Linked DNA regions of Homo sapiens: region 2 is linked to region 1. The links are chromatin contacts, found by Hi-C or POLR2A ChIA-PET in ENCODE. All regions are on one chromosome and are shown on one strand. The core of a region is the stretch at or near the end of the contact, and the rest is flanking DNA. Distances in the headings are between cores, read along the strand shown.

Region 1 (5,518 bases), core at 1,695-4,194:
CGAGAGTGATGAGCAAAATAAGCCTCCAAGGCCATCGTTTCCTACTGATGGGGAGGAAGAGCAGGGCCCTGGGCATCAGAGAACAAGCTCTCTCTGGCTCCCAGGCCACTGGCCTGGAGATGCGGTCGTAAGACAAAGGTCTTTATTTTGAGATCTGAACTGTACTTCTATTTCAACACTTAACCAAAGACTCATTCTCTTCAGCTCTAAAAGTGGTGACTAATGCCTGCCCTGCAGTGATGTGGGGAGCCTAGGAGCTAGGTTCTTAGGCAGCGCCCCGCACTTCAACATGACTGAATAATGGCCTTCTCTTGGTCTCAGGCCCACCATTCTCGTGGGTGAAACTGGAGGTTGGCTGACTGGGCGAGGCCACTGCTTAGGACCTTCCTCCTGTAAAACAGGGGGAGTGGCCTCAGCTCTCCCAGACCTCATAACACAAGTGTTACACTTTTCCTCTTACTTCTGTCCACACTGGTTAGTCTGTAAATAACTGACAGCCCAAGTTTCATAAAATTATGGACCTTGACTGGTTTCCTAAAGAGAGCAAACTCTTAAAACATGCACGGCAAACAAAGTATTTTAAAAATCAAAAAGACTTAGGAGAGCAAAAAAAAAAAAAAGCACGCTACGCCATGAGACACATAAGCTATTTTTAAAAAGAAAAGTTTTAAAAAATATAATTTACACCACCAATATAAGGACAAAGGTACCCCCAAAATTCCTCCTAGTACAAAAAACACACATACACACATAGAGTTGGATAAAATATCTTTTAACTACTTTTAAAAATACATCATTTACAAGCTAGAATGAAGAGAAGTCATCAGGAAAATAAAGATGAAAACTAAAAAAAAAAAAAAAAAAAATCAGGAAAGTGAGCCAAGTCTGAAGCCAGGAGATATCCCGAGGCCACGTGCTGATGCTGGACAGGGACACAGAGCCACAGTGACGGGGCTGTAAGGTCAGATTAGAGCCCACGCAGACAGGCAAGGTCAGGGGCTACACTCTCAAGTGAAAGGGCAACCAGGGAACAGAGCCCACACCTGTCTATCGTCTGTCAATCCTGTTACTGGAGAAAGTTGGTGAGAGAATCCTGAAAGAATTCTCATCCATGCCCCAGGCTTCAGAGCAGGATAAAATCTGCTTCACTTCAAGGCAGATGGAGGAGAATGGGGACAGCAGAGGAGGTGCAAAAATTGCCCAATCCCTCAAATCTTGAGATAATAGCCAAGAGAAAACTAAGTGACTGGAAAGGGATGATAAATGGGCAAAAGCTGCAGGACCAGGTGGATGAGGATCTGTGCAGAGGAAGCAGAGGATAGCAACAGGGTGTCTGATGGATGGGAGCAGAAGAACCCTGACACTGTCAACAGGCACCTCACAGGAAAACTCAGGGAGCCAGCTGAGAATAGCAGCCAAAACTAGAAGGGTCTTTGCACACTTCCATCTATAGGTGGATGCAAGTGATCACAGCCAGGTCCGAAGGGACTGCAGCAGTCTAAGGCTGAAGGGCTCTTGAAACTAGCCAGCCAAAGCCTCCTTCTACTAAGAAAAACTGCTGGGAACAGAACAGCAATGGAGCAGGAAAGGGATAGTGTGGGGTGGGGGACGCAATGGAAAGAGAAGGTCTAGCCCAGATGGATGGGGAAGGAGAGGAATGGGAGGACAGCCCTTGAGCTCAAAAGGTACCAGGCCACACTGTCAAGTACTTAGTGAGATGCCGGAAAAGAGAATCCTGTGGCCTCTGAAAACCTCTCCCGCCCACCCTCCCTGCACAAGTGCACACAACCTAATTTCAAATAAAAAGAAGAACAGAAAAAGGATGGTGGCTGACTCTCATACAAACTTATCTCAAGGGAAAAAAAAAGAACAAAATAAACTGAATAATGACCCTAAAAGCAATGAAAGCACAACAGAAAGACACGCTCATGAAACAGACAAGCTATACTCACCCTAGTATTTCAAAACTAAAAATATCAACTTTCTGTAATGGCAGGAAGGGTGAAGAGGTCACACAAACACTCACAGATAACATTTATAATAACTGTTTTTTGTTTTTTTGAGGTAGGGTCTCACTCTGTCACCCAGGCTGGAATACAGTGGTGCAATCATAGCTCATTGCAGCCTCAACCTCCTGGGATCAGGTGATCCTTCCACCTCAACCTCCCAAGTAGCTGGGACTACACACACTGCCATCACACTCAGCTAAGTTTTTTTTATTTTTAGTAAAGACGGGGTCTCACTATGTTGCCCAGGCTTGTCTCAAACTCCTGGCCTCAGGTGAGACTCATGCCTCATCCTCTCAAAGTGCTGGAATTACAGGTGTGTACCACCATGCCAAGCTAATTAGTGATTTTTTTTTCAATGATCTAAAGGTAGTATTTGCAAAAGCCAGGAAGAGAGTTAAATCTCAAAAACTGTAACTAGAAGGGTTAAGAATTGTGAGTTTGTGGCATCTTGGCTCAAGGCACTGCTCAACTCCCACAGCTATTGCTGCAAAACATGGGGGCAAACAAAAGCCAGTTCCTCACCAACTAAAGGTGCCAGATATCAAAATCTGGAATTGGGGAAGCAGCTAGAAATTTAAAGCACTCTGACAGCACTAGAATATAGAGGTGACACTCAAATTCAGAGCATAAGATGCTGAAATCCCTAGCTGACAGCTGAACTACATACTACATATGTGCTGAGGAAACCACAAGCAGCACGGTGAAAAAGCAGTCAGAAACCAGAAAGCAATATTTTTAAAAAAGAGTAACATGGAGCCAAATCTGTGAATATGATGCTCTTTCCCAACTATGCTCAAGCTAGGGCGGCATAAAGCTTGAAATGTCAGAGTACAGAGCTCAAAGCTGGTGGAGTGCTAGAAACTAGGGGAATCCCCAGAATAAAGACAACCACAGAGAAAAGTCCATCTCTACTCAGATCCTTAGCCAACTTTCAAATTTTGCAGACACAGGGGAGACTCACAGGGTGCCACACTAAAACCACCACCAGTGCAAAGACCTAAGAGCAGAGGAGAGCTACAAGCGGCTGCATATCACAGGAAAAACAAAGTGTGTAGTTTGACCAAGCAGTTTATTAACAGTCTGCTACAATAAAAACACAATAATCCTCAGAAGAACACAAGAGTTCAGACTCACTACAGCATATGTCCAACTTTCCACTAGACAAGAAAAAAATAGGAAATCTTGACCCTCTGCAGGTAAAATGATAGTCAACAGAAACTGATTCCAAGTGAGCCGAAATGTTGGATTTAACAGACTTCAAACATTTATCATAAATATTTCAAAAACGTCTGAAAAACATGCCCAAAGAATTGAAGGAAAATATGGTATCAATAAGTGAACAGATATGGCAATCTCAAGGGAGAAAAATGAAACCAGAAAAACTAAAAGCCTAGATCTGAACAAAACATTTACTAAAATAAATGCATTAGACTGGCTAAGCAACGGATTGATGCTTGGTTCTGCCATCTGCAATGAACCTGAATACAGAATAATCTGAAGAACATAAAGAGAAAGAGATGAATGAAAAATAAGTAGAATTCCCAAAAATGTGACAACAGGAAGCAGTACCTTAATTGGACTCTAGAGAGAGGAAAGGAGGAAAAGACATCTGAAGACACAACAACTGAAATATCTCCCAAAAGCTCAATAAACCTCAAACAGAATAACACAAACAAAACTTCTTCTAGACACACCTTAGTCAAATGGTAGAAAGCCAAGGATAAACAAAATCTTGAAAGCAGCCAGAGAAAATGACGTCATAAACAGGAAAACAACGGCAACAATAACGATAAGAACAAAGACTTCTCCTTAGAAACTTTTAAGTCTGAAGACACTGGGACCACATATTCAAATTACTGAAGAAGGAAAAGGAAGAAAACCAGTCAACCAAGAATTCTAGTATTCAGAAGAAGTTTCCTTTAAAAATGAAGGTAAAATAAGGGCATTTTCAAATAAACTATTTGTCATTGGTAGATCTATAACAAGAAATGCTAAAGAAAGATCTCTAGTCCAAATGGAAACTACACTAGATGGCAACTTAGAGCTACAGGAAGAAATGAAGACAGCCAGAAATGGTAATTATGTGGATATATGTAATATCTTAGTTTTCTATAAAAGATGACAGCATAAAGCAAAAAATACAACACTACTGATGGGTTTACAAAGTATATAAATGCAACAACTGTGACAATAATACTAAGGATAAGTAGTGGAACTGGAAACACATCATTGAAAAAATTATATGTCTTATCCAAAGTGATTCAATATTAAAGAAAAAGCTAAGATGCATATAGCTAGAAAACCAACAGAAGAATTAAAATTAATAAGAAATTTTGGTTAACACAAAATCAGCAAAAGAGGAGGAACAAAAGCAAATAAAATCCCTTCCCTAAGAAAAGCAAAAAATGATAGACCTAATATAACCATATTAATAATTACTTTAAATGTAAATGGATTAATTTCAATTAAAAAGCATGGACTATCCGATTATTTTAAAAAGGCAAGAACTGACTATATTCTGGTTTCTAAAGAACAATTTTAAATATAAAGACAGAAACAAACTAAAAGTAACAGACTGGAAAAAGATATACCAAAGCTAGAATGGATACATTAATGTAAAACAAAGTAGACTTCGAAAAGTATTACTAGAAACAAAAAAGACGTTTCATAGTGATTTTAAAAGGAAAATATAACAATATTATAAATATACATCCATCTAATGACAGCTTCAAAATACGTGAAACAGAAACAGAAACAACCAATGCACAATCGTATTTGGAAATTCTAACATATTTCTCAGTAATTGATAAAATTGGACCAAAAAACAATAAAACAAAGAGATGAGAGATCTTGGCTGGGCGCAATGGCTCATGCTCTGTAATCTCAGCACTTTGGGAGCCGAGCAAGGCAGGCAGATCGCCTAGCTCAGGAGTTCAAGATCAGCCTGGGCATATCATGAAACCCCATCTCTACAAAAACTAGCTGGGTGTGGTGGCACACACCTATAGTCCCAGCTACTTGGGAGGCTGAGGTGAGAGGATCATCTGAGCCTGAGAAGTGGAAGCTATGCTGAGCCATGATCACGCCACTGCACTCCAACCTGGGTGAGTGAGACCTTGCCTAAAAAATAAAAAAATAAAAAAAAAATGGGAGACCTATGTGACCATACCAACTGTAGTTTAGCTGGTATTTATGAAAAGCTCCATCAACAACCAGAGAATTATATAATCTTTTCAAATACACACAGAACATTCACCAAGACAGACCATATACTGGGCCATAAAACAATTCTGAATAGATTCCAAAAAACTGAAATCTTATAGGAAATGTGCTTTGACTACAATGGAATTCAAAATCAACAATAAAACATTTAGAAAAACCTCAAATATCCACAATTTAACCTAATTCTAAACCCAGGGGTCAAAGAAGAAATCACAAATCAACCCAGAAAATATTTTGAACTGGATTCTAATGAAAGCATATCAAATTTTGATAGACTGAAGCAGAGC
Region 2 (5,518 bases), core at 2,155-4,654, 100 kb before region 1:
GGTTGAAGAGAACAGCAAGCCATGCGCAAACTCACTTGTGTCAGCATCCTAGTCACGTAAACCCAGGTTCAGTAAGACGGACACACGGTCACTGTGACAGCCAGGTTACTACTGGGCTGGCTTTGTTTATCCAACGTGGACTTCTCTGACTTCAGCAGTTCAGATCACGCTAGGGGTAGAGCACTGGGCCGTCTGGGGCAGTGGTCGCCATCCTAATGCTGTCTCTGAGATCAGCAGCTCACATAGGGACGGCCGATCACACAGGCACTGCGGAGGTGTTCTTGTGATTAAACACCTCCATTTCAGTGCATGGACTCTGTGATAATTATTTCTCAGCTGGAGGTCGGGGTGGGGATGAGGGGGACACAGTGCACAGCTGTAGTCTAAGTGGCTAACACGGGTCCTAAGTACAACCTGTAGCTGTACGATGAGGCCCAAAGCCGTTTACAGCTTTTCTCCTGGCAACACGCTCCCTCTCCTTACTGCACAGACATAAATAAGAACTTAAACTGCAGACAGAAATGAGAGATGACTATGACTGAGGTAACTGGGCTGAAAGTATATTTGAGAACCTAGTGTGTTCCCATTAAAAAAAGTTCTTTTTAAGCACAAACAAGTCTTAAATAATAAAGTAGGGAGGACAGACCAGATGTTATCATAAATAAACCTGATTGTGAAATGTTATCTTCCCAAAAGCCAGGGCAGGGAGGGGCGCAGTGAATGGAAGAATTGAGCATCAAATCCACTTGCTCGGAAGAGCAAATACATCGTCCAGAAAATAACCTGCAGTAACAAACACTTTGGAGATAAGCTTTAAAATGTTTTCTTAATATTTCCTATTAAGGATGCCTTGGCAGATGCCATTTATGATCCTAGACTGAGAGCCAATTACATCAGGTCCATATCACTGGAGGAGATGGGTATTCACTATATCGGGGTAATTACTTTTTAAAAAGAGACAGTTTATCTCATTCATTCGGTGTCATCACTCCACGAGAAGCAGGGCTGTACAAGGATCAGTTTAGTATAATCTTCTTAACAATAGTCTGGCATCTGCCCTTGCCTTAGGGAGCACTACCCACAACGGCAGGGCTGAACTTTCAACACTGCGAGGGGCCCGGCCTCTGGTCTGCAGACAGCGTGGCATGGCTCTGTCAACCACAATGCTTTTCAAACAGACCCTATCATCAGAAACGAGGGCTCTTTCTTGAATATCCATTCTGCCAGGCTCTGAGCTCCTGGAAGTCAGGGGCTCTGCAATGCCAAGCTCCAGTCACACCTGCCTGCCATGTGGTACATGGCAACGTGCCTATGAAGAGGCATGGAGCTTCCAGAAACTCTCCCAGGCAGACGGCTGATGGGTGTATGGCATGGGACATAGAGTGAATCCGAAACTAAAAGCAAGCTTTAAAAAGATGCCTCAAAACCTGAGGAAAATGTGTTTCAGGAACTCAGAAGCCACGGAAGATACTCAGGAGCCAGCAACTGTGTGGACACCAAGTAACATGAATCAAGTAAAGCAGACTCCAGCTGCAGGGGCCGAGCACACAAAGCGGGAGAGGGGAGGTGAGCCTGGGGCTCCACTGGGGCCAGAGACTGCTGGTGAGAAAGGACACAGAAGCTGTCTCCTCCCTCCGGCACCCAAGCCCTGGCAAGCCACCGTGTGCATCGTGTGGGTTCTTTTATTATTTCACTTGTTGTTGAAGTTCAATGAACCCTTTAAGTAGATTTTGCTCAGATAAAACAATATAATTTTCAATAAAATGCTAATTATCAAAAGACATTTAAGATGAACCATCACGGAAGAAAATGCTTTCATCCACTCCACAGTTTAGTGGCCGCCTACCATGTGGCAGGTAGTAGAAAAACTAGGACGAAATGTCTTGGTTCTTACTCTCAAGAAGTTCCCTTGAGCACTGGGATGCAGCTGTGAAGAGGAATATATTGACTTCACTTAAAAGGACATGTGCACGTACAGCAGGGACATGGCGCAGGAGCACAGGCCTGCTGACTCGTCTGATTTGGAGGACGTCCCCTAAGTGCTTAGGGCGGCAGGAGTGTAGGAGTGCCTCTTGGTGCCTTGGTAATTTGTCCCGACTACCCTAACAAACCATTCCTTTTACTCTTCTTTTTAAAAGACAAACACTAATAACGGAAGCAGAAGGGATAAAAATTCCTCCAACAACTCACTCATGTACACGCAAATGTTAATGAAGCCCCTAATGTGTGTAAACAATTGGACTAGGCAATGTAGGAGATTCTAAAGACCACTGAAATATCTGCACAACACTTCCATTTTACCATTTAAAGTTTAAGTGAATTTGTCCATCTACTCTGGATCTTTCCCTGGATATTTTAAAAACATCCGATTTTATTTTTTCAGACTGTTCTAGGGAATCGGCTCCCATCCATCCAATCTAAGTACTCAAGCCACGTTAGTTAAACCTTCTGCACCCAAGGCAAAAGAGCCTTGGAGAATTGGACTCCCTGGCACCTTCTCCAAGGGGATCCTCATAAACAGTCCATTTGTGTAATTAATGTGACTGATGTGTAAAAGGTGAGATATCAAATTAAAAAGGAGATAAATGCAGTGCCTAGCTCCCAAAGATAGGACTAGAAAAGGAGGAAGAACACCTATTCAAAAAGAGGAAGTACAGAGCTGGGCACAGCTCAGTCTCCTGGTGAGCAGCATCTTGGGCACAGCTGCATTGGGAGGATGACTGTGTACTGTTTCAGAGGGCCACCCAAACGCTGGAACATGACATTAATTCAAAGTATGATTGTCCAGGCTTGCTCAGTACCTACTGTCTTTTTTTTTTTTTTTTTGAGATGGAGCTTCACTCGTTGCCCAGACTGGAGTGCAATGGTGCGATCTTGGCTCACTGCAACCTCTGCCTCCCGGGTTCAAGCGATTCTCCTGCCTTGGCCTCCCGAGTAGCTGGGTTTACAGGCATGCGCCACCACGCCCGGCTAATTTTGTATTTTTTTTTTTTTAGTAGAGACAGGGTTTTTCCATGTTGGTTAGGCCGGTCTCGAACTCCAGACTTCAGTTGATCCACTCACCTTGGCCTCCCAAAGTGTTGGGATTACAGGTGTGAGCCACTGCACCCGGCCTCTATTGCCATTTCTATTGTTACTAGCCCTGGCTTTCCCCTGGGGTATCCTCTCATCCCCTTCCTTCTAGGTTACAGAGTTTAGATGAAGTTGACCTCACCCCTTGAAACGTAGGAGGAAGAGAAGCCCCTTTTCTGTCTGGTCAGCTGAGAGGTCAGGGTGGCAGCCCAGAGCTGCGGGGGCACCTTGCTTCCATGCGGGAAGGATGGCCTGACTGAAAAAGTGGAGGCTGGGGGTGGGGTGGGGTATGAGAATGATGGTAACTTCAGGCCACAGATCCAGCTGTGCCTGGATTTCAGTTTCATGAGCCAACAGATGCCATTTCATTTGCTTGTATGTTTAAGCCACTGTGGGTTCAGTTTCACTCACTTGACACAGAAGCGAAAGTCTTGAGTAATACTGTGTACTTAATAAAATCAATTACGCTTATAAAAAATTCACTTATCAGTGTGACACAGTACAAAGAACTAAATGGAAGTCAGGAGTAGGTTCTAACGTAGAGTCTAGTTTCCCACCAATTCTGCTAGTGATTTGATCAAATCACTCTCTTTCACAAGCGGCCTCTTCTGTAAAACAAGGATTCTCTGAAAGAGGAAGATGAATGTTGGAGGAACTTAAGACAGAACAAAGGCACCAGAATAGCATGCTCGGAAGAGGCTAGAGAGCCTGTACCCTGTGTATATATAGCTGCTCCCAACCTTAAGGTACAGCATGCCACTGGAGGAATATTCCAGAAGGCCAGTACCTGACTGCAGCAAAAACAATGCTAACGGGAATAGAGGAGACAAGGAGGATTTGTAACAGGGCTTAATTCCTAGTAGCACATGCAGCGACAAGAGCAAATTTAATCTGAAAATGTGATTTCCCCCCCTTTGTCCTTGTATCAGTTAAAGTTCAAAAGGAGCAAGAACTATAGTTAGAAATATTCCTTTTATGTCATCTGACCTAAGAAATCTAAATTTCTTTTAAATTGTACTTCATATAAGCCCAAAGTAATGAAATATACTTTGGTATATTCAAAACTGAGCAGGAACCATAAAATTAATGCACATTAATTGGAAGTTTTCTAGTCCCTTAAGGCAGGGCCTAGATAGTCCTACCTCACCCCTGAGTGGGGTGGGGAGGACCCTGAATCATGGACCTCTTTTTAGGCACTCTCTTTACAAGCATGCACGCCACAGCTCAAACATGCAGAGAAGATCAGTGTAGTCCCTGGGCAAAGACAGGTACATTCACGAAATGTTCACATTTTGGAAGTTAAACCACCCAAAAGAAAAACAGGCAAGATATATATATATATATATATATATATATATATATATATATATATATATATACACACGTATACGGAATTAACAGAAGAATGAATGCAAACAGTCAATTAACTTGCAAAAACAGTTTTCCTGTTTTAAAATTAAAACAATGAGATAGCAATTTCTCATCTGCCAGACACTGAAAAATAGATTAAAATGTTGGTTAAGAATAGGTAAATATGTACTCACAATCTTTTCAGCTTTTTTAGAGAGCAATTTGGCAACATCTATTAAAATTTTAAATCAATTACAGGCCTTGTGTTTTATCGTTTACAATAGCAAGTTGCCGACTAACTCTCAAATAGTGTAAAATGTATCCTCGAATAGGAAAAAAATGTATATGCATATGTGTATGTGTGTATAAACATATATGGGGGAGAAAGAGGAGAGGGAAAGTAAATGAGGCAAAATGTAAACAATTGGTGAATCTGGGTAAGGGATACTATATGGGTATTTCTTGTACTGGTCTTGCAACTTGTAAGTTTGAAATCATATTTATATAAAGTTTAAAACATAAAAAGAAATAATTTGAGTCTTAAAATAGAGAGTTCTCCAAGACATGATGTTAAATAAAAAGAGCAAATGCTAAGAACAAATTACGTAGTATGATCTCATATAAAAGAATATAAATTCATAGAAAAAGATAGAAATGACACACATCAAACTACTGATGTTCTCTCTGGGGAATTTGGTATTCAGAGGGGGAGGTAACAGTGAACTCATATTTTGCTCAAAGTACTTCTAAATTACTTGTGCAAAAATGTATGACATTTACACATTCTGTTTACAACAGGATGTGTGTTAACATTTCTGGAGCTGTGACATCAATAAACTTCATTTGCAGGGAAAAAACTCTCAAAGTCTGCAGCAGGGACTCTCAGAATAAGAAGGAAAACACTCCTTGAGAAACCTTGGTTCCCTATCCAGAGTGAGATGGTCACGGGACTCCACACAGCTCACACGTGACTCTTCCCCTCGGGATATGGCTGCTGAAGAGCTGGCAGGGTTCGTTCCCTAAACTTCTGACGGGAATCAGAATATGCAATTCTAAAATATGCCACTTTTGAATACGGATTATTTTTAGCTAAAGG

The links. A loop is a pair of places that touch in the nucleus more often than their neighbours do. ChIA-PET counts read pairs that join two places held with the same protein, here RNA polymerase II (POLR2A). Pooled maps may share reads with other maps.
Region 2: a pooled map shows a loop between it and region 1 (8-fold over the local background). The contact joins two enhancer-like sites. A Hi-C loop is called at or near these places in 11 of 37 single-sample maps with no recorded cell type and 5 of 50 pooled maps. POLR2A ChIA-PET finds 5 or more read pairs at or near these places in 5 of 52 experiments (H1, PC-3, activated CD4-positive, alpha-beta T cell and 2 more).

Annotation. Positions count from the first base shown.
Region 1 is chr6:4,799,082-4,804,599 of GRCh38, reverse strand. All of the region lies in intron 1 of CDYL (chromodomain Y like), which reads right to left. Among named protein-coding and RNA genes, the nearest start is that of CDYL, 25 kb to the right of the region's middle. RefSeq lists an enhancer at 2,190-2,239. Within about 2 kb of position 2,944, at least 4 of the 41 ENCODE cell types and tissues checked have a DNase peak (open chromatin) inside an H3K27ac peak, as active enhancers do.
Region 2 is chr6:4,899,713-4,905,230 of GRCh38, reverse strand. All of the region lies in intron 2 of CDYL (chromodomain Y like), which reads right to left. It overlaps LOC105374897 (a long non-coding RNA gene), which reads right to left. Exons shown (of 2, transcript XR_926412.3): 1 at 1-5,518. Among named protein-coding and RNA genes, the nearest start is that of LYRM4-AS1, 100 kb to the left of the region's middle. RefSeq lists an enhancer at 1,601-2,101. Within about 2 kb of position 3,404, at least 2 of the 41 ENCODE cell types and tissues checked have a DNase peak (open chromatin) inside an H3K27ac peak, as active enhancers do.